Regions from separate parts of the Homo sapiens genome. Here region 2 is linked to region 1. Evidence: read pairs that join two places in POLR2A ChIA-PET (ENCODE). Cell type or tissue: GM12878. All regions are shown on one strand. Links, peaks and the distances in the headings refer to the core of each region. The heading gives the core; the rest is flanking DNA. Region 1 overlaps REV1 (REV1 DNA directed polymerase). Region 2 overlaps EIF5B (eukaryotic translation initiation factor 5B).

Region 1 (4,400 bases), core at 401-4,400:
CTCAGTGTATAAGGAAACCGTGTAGTATTATCTTTTGGATAAAGATGGATTTTTTTATTATCCTCTCCTTTTGGTTTTGAAAGAATAGTAGAAAATGTCAGTACAGTTCCTTTGCGCTTAGAACAAGAGGGGAAATAGTAAATGTGAGAAATTAATCCCAGAGAGATTTTTAAAAAGGTCTTATACAAATATGCTTTCAGATAATGTTTCTGTCTATATATCTATAGATAGATAAATGGGCAAGCAGGGGTAGTTAGGAGTATACAACTGATAGATAGTGGTTTAGGCTTCAAATTATAACTGACATTACTTCACTAACATTACTGTAGTGCATTGGGCTTTAATTCTTTTTATTGAGTATCTCTGAGGATATCTGATTTGAGACTTGCAGTATTTAAATTGGCTGTCTAATTTTGTAGCAGTCTCCATGGACTGACTTATGTAAGCCTAAGAATTCTGTGGGTGGCCACATGGCTCTTGTTAGGAGCTGGATAAGGCCTGACACCCTTGTATATGATCAGTGCTGACCATAGAGAGTACCTGTAGAGTCTGCATCACTCCAGCATGCTGTCAGTAGGGCAGGAAAAGCGAGAATGATCATAGGGCGTTTTGTTCCTTGCACTTTTGGTTTTACCTGAGATGTGCAGCTGGCACAGTGGGTGTAGTTTCACTCTCTACTTGTCTCTTAGTTATAGCTATCTATGATAAAGGATGGAAAGCTAAGGTTAGGATTTTATTTCAGGTATTAAGTAGCTGTACTTCTTTTGGTGGGGGAAGCAAGTGAGTTTGATATACATAATACCACAGAACAAAGATTTATAGTTAGGCAATTGAGACCAACTATTAAAGGAAGAAAAGGGCTGGGCGCGGTGGCTCACACCTGTAATCCCAGCACTTTGGGAGGCAGAGGCGGGTGGATCACGAGGTCAGGAGATCGAGACCATCCTGGCTAACACGGTGAAACCCCGTCTCTACTAAAAAAATACAAAAAATTAGCCGGGCGTGGTGGCAGGCGCCTGTAGTCCCAGCTACTCGGGAAGCTGAGGCAGGAGAATGGCGTGAAGCCGAGATCGCGCCACTGCACTCCAGCCTGGGCGACAGAGCGAGACTCCGTCTCAAAAAAAAAAAAGGAAGAAAAGTTGGTTTGAGGAAGAATAAAGTAAAAAATAGTCGAATTTTAGGGTTTCGATTCTAATATTTGAATGTAACCTGAAATTTTGAATGTATTTTGAATGTAACCTGAATTTTGGTAAAACATTTAGCCTGGTCATAAATCCATTTGGTTACATGTCTTGCGACTAGTATAGTATGTTCTTTACCATCATAATTTAATAGTTATAGCATTTGATATAGGTTAAGGTACTTTAGGTAGAATTGTTAAATATATATTGACATAATTATATAAAGGACATACTCTGTATCATATATAGTTCCGTTTTTAGAATCTGTTAGTATGTTTTCCTGTATTCCAAGTTGTTGACTCAGTTATTTTTAATTAGTATTCTGTAAGCCAATTCAGTCATTTCTTAAATGATTATTTTTTAAAAAGTTTTGTGTGACACCATTTAAGAAAATGAAAATGTCAAGTCTTGGATTTATGAGACAATAAGAAACATATTTTTATCATGTTATTTATCAGTCTTTTTCTAAATAACTGAGGGATGATTCCTTGGTATATATTTTAGGTTTAAAATCCAGAGGTTGTTTTGAAATATTTTCTAATATTAAAGTAGCTTGTTTTGAAATTTGGATGATAGCATAAGTATATTGATTGGTTATTTTTAAATTTGAAGTGAAATGATAATTTTAAAGGTAGAGTAGCCATATATAACTCAGTTTATTAGCAAGAAAATGTCAGTTTTAGATACTGCAATCAAATTAGTTTTAGTTCTGAAGTACAAAAGGAAGCAGACATTTGGGAACTTCAGTTACAGTGCTAGTACCACCTAGCGTTAGAACACTGGTGTTCCCCTGGATTTGAGTGGTGTTGTGTGATATGCTGTGAGGATGTACATGGTAGTTTTGGCCCTTGTAGAGTTCATATCTTCAAATGGCCTTGGCTCTTAACCATTCTTGTATACATAAAAATAGTATAAATTATTACTCTTGAAGTTGAGATTCTTTATTTTGTCCTATATTTTTATTTTACAGTTTCTGACATGAATTTGGAAATTGAGCATCCTTATTCAGTTTATTTATCTTGGAAAACCTTAATAGATGAGATTTTGATGAAGTCTTGATGATTCTCTGTTAACTGTTGACAGGGTGGTAAATACTAAAGTCATGAGGTTTAAAATATTGACTAGTTCAGCTCTGTGCTTGCAGTTTTTCCCCACTCTAAGATCATATTGTATTAGGACCACTAAAACCGAGCAAGAAGGAATAAACTAGGAAAACAGATGACCTGTTGTTGGTGAAATACTGTATCTTTAAGGACATTGAATATTTTTCATGAAGCTCATTGTCACCAAGTATGGAACTCTAAATTGGTGTTGCTTTTTGTTTCAGCATCAAAGCTGGACGACTCCTCTCCTACATTCCATATCAGCTGTACACCAAGCAGTCCAGTGTGCAGAAAGGTCTCAGCTTTAATCCTGTATGCAGACCTGAGGATCCTCTGCCAGGTCCAAGCAATATAGCCAAACAGCTCAACAACAGGGTGTAAGTTTGTCTAGTTGGGGATTACTGCAAAGCTGGTTGGTTTTTTTTTTTTTTTTTTTTTTTTGAGATGGAGTTTTGCTCTTGTTGCCGAGGCTGGAGTGCAATGGTATGATCTCGGCTCATTGCAACCTCTGCCTCCCAGGTTCAAGTGATTCTCCTGCCTCAGCCTCCCGAGTAGCTAGGCTTACAGGCGTGTGCCACCACGCCTGGCTAATTTTTGTATTTTTAGTAGAGACGGGGTTTCACCATCTTGGCCAGGCTGGTCTCGAACTCCTGGCCTTGTGATCTACCTTCCTTGGCCTCCCAAAGTGCTGGGGTTACAGGCATGAGCCACCACGCCTGGCCACAAAGCTGGTTTTTAGCAGTGAGCATGGCCCCTGCTCTGTTACAGTCAGACAGAAGCAGATACAAACCCTGGCCATTCACTTATAATAAACATGTTGAAATATGTGTGTATGAGTGTCTTATCTAAAAATGAATTATTTTTATAATGATAATTTCATAAATGTAAGTAAGTTTTTACAGTCATACTGGTTTCTCACCTTAAACTAGTGGATCTTAATTGTTAATAAGTTTTTTCATGGATTTTTATGAAAGTAATTATTTCCTCACAAGTAATTTGCTGTATTGCTTTCTCAAAAATGGAACTAACTGCACCAGCTATATTTTTGTTGTGTTCCATGCATAGAAAGACAATGAAAATGTTAATATTTCTGGGTTATTTTTGAAAAATTCAAAATTCATAACATTCTAAATATGTAAATATATAAATGGAAGTTTAGTTGGTGACCCTTGGTTATAGAATTGAAAGTGAATCTAGACTATTCCATGTGGCTGCTTTTTTTTTTTAATTTAAGCTTTTAATTGCAACCCTGGATAAATTGTTTCACAATTAATTGGTGGGTTGCCTTACCTTGTATATCAGGTGGTTCATTATGGTTAGCCTTCTCTTTATTTATTAAATTGCTTGCTTTGGGAGTTGGATATATTTTTTTTCGAAAACACCAGGAGTCTAATTAATCTGAGAGGATCCAGTATCACTGCCTTCTGTAATTTTTGTTGTCATTTGTTAATTTAACTTGTACTCACAAGCATATTCAAATATTTTTCATGTTACCTGTAGCTTTTAATTTTTTTTAATGTGCTATCAAGGTATATAGCAAATAATACCAGAAAACCTTTTCACAGAATACGTAGCTTTAGCTTTCTTTTCTTACCCACATTAATAAAAGTAGAAAATAGATATGTTTTTTCAAAATCTTCTTTGTGACACTTTAGGAAGAAATTACCTTTTAGATTTTACTTCTTAATACATTTATGCCATTGCCTAAAAAATGTATCTCTACCCGTGATATTTCCAGTACAGCTACTTTGCAAATGTCCATTTGTCTAGGCTGAGAAACTATAGTACAGCAAGAATGTATGTTAACAATGTATTTTCCTGCCAATATATGGCTTTCTGTTGCATGTGTTGCTATAATGCATGTAAAGGGTCTGAATGTTTTTGACACAAAACTAGATGTAAGACTTTCTGACGTACATCACTTTTGTTGTTTTCTGGGGTTTTTTTGGGGGGTATATTCAGTACATTTTGTACATTTCTTTGAAATGCTCATCTGTGACTTCTTGCTCCCTTGCATTCTGTTTATCTCAAGAGGCTGAACTTTCTCTGCATGTGACAAATTAGGTTTTCTTTTTTTCTTCTTTTAATCATATCTACTTTGTCTTTTTCCCCATCA
Region 2 (4,400 bases), core at 295-4,294, 80 kb after region 1:
TTCAGCTCTGTGGCCTTGGGTAAGCTGTTTACACTCTGAACCACCATTTCTTCATCTATATGATGGAAGTAAAAATAGCTATAAGATTTTTTTATGAGGGAAAAATAGACAATGTCAAAGACATTGTAGCATCAGTTACACACTAAGCACACAATAAATGGTAGCTATTACTGTAATTATAGCATAAACACCAAAATGACTGTAATATAAAAATCTAGGGAATATAGGAGCAGGAAATTTAAGAGAGGTCCCAATATATTCTTCTCATTGGAGCAAAGACACTATTTTAAATCACCTTACCTTTCAAAAAAGTAATAAATTATATGCCCAGTTGTGATCTCTAAACACTATTACCCTCTAAAAGGAACAAAAGCTCTTTGGATAAACAACCGATTCCAGGTCTCAGCCCATGCAAGATGAACCTGGGATATCTTGTTGCATCAGAAAGTAAGGAAAGGGTTAAAAAAAAATGGTCATGAATACTTTTTCACCGTGGTCATGTGGGCAAACTAATATGCTGTCTGGGAATCACTGTATTTCTTTTTTATTTTTTGGGATTCACTTTAAAACATGCTAGGATAAAAAGTAGATGGAGAGGTACAAAACAAGAATGTCAAATGGTCCTAATTGTTGAAGCTGGCTGATAGGTACACAGGGACTCATTCTATTATTATCACTATTCTTGTTTGTGGGAGGATAACTTATTTAGACATACTATCATTTACATATAAATTTTTATCCTCATGTAGATGTCATCTTCCTAAACAATGAAATGACATCACCTATTCCTTACGTTTTACTGAACTTTTTCACAGATTTTTCATAGGAACTGTCCTGATGCAAATTCCATTCTCCTTCTGAACATTAAGGGATATAACTGCATGTGCAGAGCTCTCTGACCATTCAGTTAATGAAGAGTACCACTCACCCTGAGCTTGTAGCAGTTTAAGAGTAGCTTCGGCTCTGGCTCTGGCTTCTCTCTGGGATTTAGTTAAAAGTTTCCCTTCTTTTTTCAAGCGTTCTTTTCTTTCTTTTTCTTTTTGCTTTTTCCTTTCTCTTTTTTCTTGTTCCAATCGTTCCTATAAAAGAGTACATGTCAGACAAAACCTGTATTCATTTAATGAACTATAAAATTCAAATGTAAACAATCCAAACTTCAAATAAATCTCTTGAGACACATGCAAAGTATTATGTTAGGAGATTCCAAATCAAAGTATTTTAAATGTTATACATGATTATTAATTAATATCACATCAGATTATTGGCAATGATACATAAGCAACTTATGTATCGAGCAATCTGTTCTTGAGAAAATAAAGATAAGATGTGCTGTACCTCTTCATCTTATTATTTGTATCGGAACAATAATATAACTGAATTACCATGCAACTATGAAATTTTCAGAATTAGAAGAGTAAAGATATTTTACAGAGAATAGATTTTAAGTTAAACACAATATCAATGTTACCAACTTCATGAAAACATACCTCTTCTTTACGCTTGGCTTCTAATTCTTCAAGCCGTTTTATACGTTCTTCCTCTTCTCTCTTCTGTCTTTCTTCTTCCTCTTTAAGCTTAGCCAGAGCTTCTTGCATAGCTTTAACAGTGGCTTTGCTAGGTCCTTTTTTCTTCTCTTTCTCTTTTTCTTCCTTTTCTCCTTTCTTTTTCTTCTTATCTTTCTTCTTTTTGTCTCCTTCATTGTCATCTACCAAAAAGAATAAAGGCAAAGCATTGAAATGAAAAAACAATTCCCTGTGGTGATGACGAGCAAAACCCAACCACAATTCAAGGACCATAATGGGCCAAGGCCGATGCCAGCAGCAGGCTAAGTTCTACAGGCATCAAGGCATCCTGAGCACTTTGGTAACTAGAATAGCTCAGAATAACTCACAGATGGCCTCCTGAGAAGTCTGCAATACTGATGTTGGTCTCAGATGTCCTGAGGAATACAGTAAGACAGAAGGATACTGTCAGCAGCAAAAGGGCAATCCTGTACCTAATGTATCTCTAAATCCATGGTACCTGAGTGGCTGGTGTCCAACAGATGCTTATATGAAGTTCTAACAATCAGAATGAACTAACACCCACGTAAGTTCTGTAGCTAATTTCACTTCTACAAGATGGAGTTAATGAGAATGATGTCCACTTTAGGGGGTATTAGTAGGATAAAATACAAAAATATAGGTAGTTATACTCCAAGAACTCTAAAGAATTAAAAGCTATGAAGGTACTTTCATGGTGTTCCTCCTCGAATATATCCAGATAATAAATATGCTAGCATTTAAAAAAGTTGCTGGGCACGGTGGCTCACACCTGTAATCCCAACACTTTGGGAGGCTGAGGTGCATGGATCACCTGAGGTCAGGAGTTCGAGACCAGCCTGGCGAACATGACGAAACCCCATCTCTACTAAAAATACAAAAATTAGCCGGGCATGGTGGCGGGCTCCTGTAATCCCAGCTACTTGGGAGGCTGAGACAGGAGAATCACTCGAACCTGTAAAGAGGAGGTTGCAGTGAGCTGAGATCGTGTCATTGCACTCCAGCCTAGGCAACAAGAGTGAAATTCCGTCTCAAAAAAAAAAGTTGTGTCAATTTTCCCATTAAAAGTTTTCCAGTCAAAAGAAAAACTACTGCTTTTGTTGGTTTTTTGAGACAGAGTCTCAGTCTGTTGCCCAGGCTGGAGTGCAGTGGTGCGATCTCCGCTCACTGCAAGCTCCGCCTCCTGGGTTCACGCCATTCTCCTGCCTCAGCCTCCCGAGTAGCTGGGACTACAGGCGCCCGCCACCATGCCCGGCTAATTATTGTATTTTTAGTAGAGATGGGGTTTCACCATGTTAGCCAGGATGGTCTATATCTCCTGACCTCGTGATCTGCCTCAGCCTCCCAAAGTGCTGGGATTATAGGCGTGAACCACCGCGCCCAGCCCAAAAACTACTGTTTTAAGAATATAGTATGGCCATGCAAACCATCTGATCTTTAGCTATTTTCATTCTAAATAAGAGGAAGAAATTAGCTAGAACTTTTATTTTATAATTGGTTGTTAAAAAAATGGCTCATTATTGCTTAAAAGACACTAATTTTAGCATGTTGAGTTTTAAGTGAAGCAGAAAATATTAGCAACTTCATGAAAACATTTCTTTGTGAATTTCATAAATTGAACTAGGTTTTTAAAGACAGGAAAGAATTCAAATATTATCTGACACTGAGTTATCAGAAAGGAAGAATAAATTTTTCATTAAGTAACTTCTATAGCCTTTATCAACAGCAAAAAAAATAGTTTTCATAATGCAATTCTATAAAAATTCCAGTCTGTACATAAATAATCTGAAAGATATTTATACTATATATGTAAAGAATTAACAATGCAAATCAAGTCAAATACTTAGACGTAATTTTTTAGATGGCTCCTTACAATCAAGTGTCTTTATACCCATGGACAAATAACAAAACGACCTTGGGGCACAATGATTACAACTTATACTGTGAATCAAAAGCCTTTTGCTCTTTCCTCTAAAGTATTAACCAACCTTCTGCAGCTGTGGGAGTCTCTGCTTTCTCTTCAGAGGCAGGAATTACTCCAGTATCAACAGTCACTTTGGATTTTACAGTTTCTTCTTCAAATTTCCTTTGAGATTCCTTTTGTTTACTCTGATCCTTTTTACCTGTTTCTAACTCTTCTTTTTCTTTCAGCTTCCGCAGTTTCGCTTTTTCTTCATCTCGCTTTTTTCTCTCGCGCTCCTTCTTTTCTGCCTTCTTTTGGGCCACTGTCTTAATTTTGAAGGAGGCGTCATCATCTTCATTCCCACTTTCTATGTTAGGACCTGGCTTGTTTTTCTGATTTTTTTTCTGTCCTTTTCTAGATTGCAAAAATTCATCTGATTCATCACCACTTTCACCAGAAGAATTTATTCTTGAACGCTCTTTAATTTTTTTACTGTTATCCTCATCCTCCTCTGACCCATCCCACTTCTTATTTGATTTTTGAGCTTTCCCTTTAGCTTTTTTAGGAAGTTTGTTAAAATCATCATCATCATCACTCCCAGAGTACATTTCCACTTTCGGTTTTGCAGTCTTTTTTGATTTTGAATCTTTATCTTCCAATTCTTCGCTATCATTATCATCAAAACTCTGTTTTTTGCCCTTCTGTCCTTTCTTTTTTTTATCTTTTGAGGTGAATTCCTCTTCATTGTTTTCTGTTGGCTAAAAAATTTCCATTGTTAGAAAAAATTAACAGAATTATAATTGAGACCAGAGTCATGTGCTTCATTAAGTAAACATTTTTTAAAAATCTCAAAATGATTTCAAAATCTTTTTCAAAGTCTTTTTCACAGGAATATAAAATTCAAACAAGCAAGAGAGGTTGGCCTTGGCCTCAGACACATCTCGCATCATTGTAAA

Evidence for each region. ChIA-PET counts read pairs that join two places held together with the same protein. Peaks named below come from ENCODE experiments on the same cell type or tissue, not always from the same donor. Only the 100,000 strongest peaks of a DNase experiment are listed, where the experiment ranks them.
Region 2: POLR2A ChIA-PET joins it to region 1 with 6 read pairs; 3 of 35 experiments call an interaction of 5 or more read pairs at or near these places.

What each region holds. Positions count from the first base shown.
Region 1 is chr2:99,440,578-99,444,977 of GRCh38, reverse strand. REV1 (REV1 DNA directed polymerase) reads left to right here. Exons shown (of 23, transcript NM_016316.4): 5 at 2,509-2,661. Among named protein-coding and RNA genes, the nearest start is that of REV1, 47 kb to the left of the region's middle. In GM12878, for the core only: no CTCF peak of the experiment used is centred there; a DNase peak (open chromatin) is centred at 1,950.
Region 2 is chr2:99,360,950-99,365,349 of GRCh38, reverse strand. EIF5B (eukaryotic translation initiation factor 5B) reads right to left here. Exons shown (of 24, transcript NM_015904.4): 4 at 3,530-4,202; 5 at 1,488-1,705; 6 at 929-1,079. Among named protein-coding and RNA genes, the nearest start is that of EIF5B, 26 kb to the right of the region's middle. In GM12878, for the core only: no CTCF peak of the experiment used is centred there; no DNase peak of the experiment used is centred there.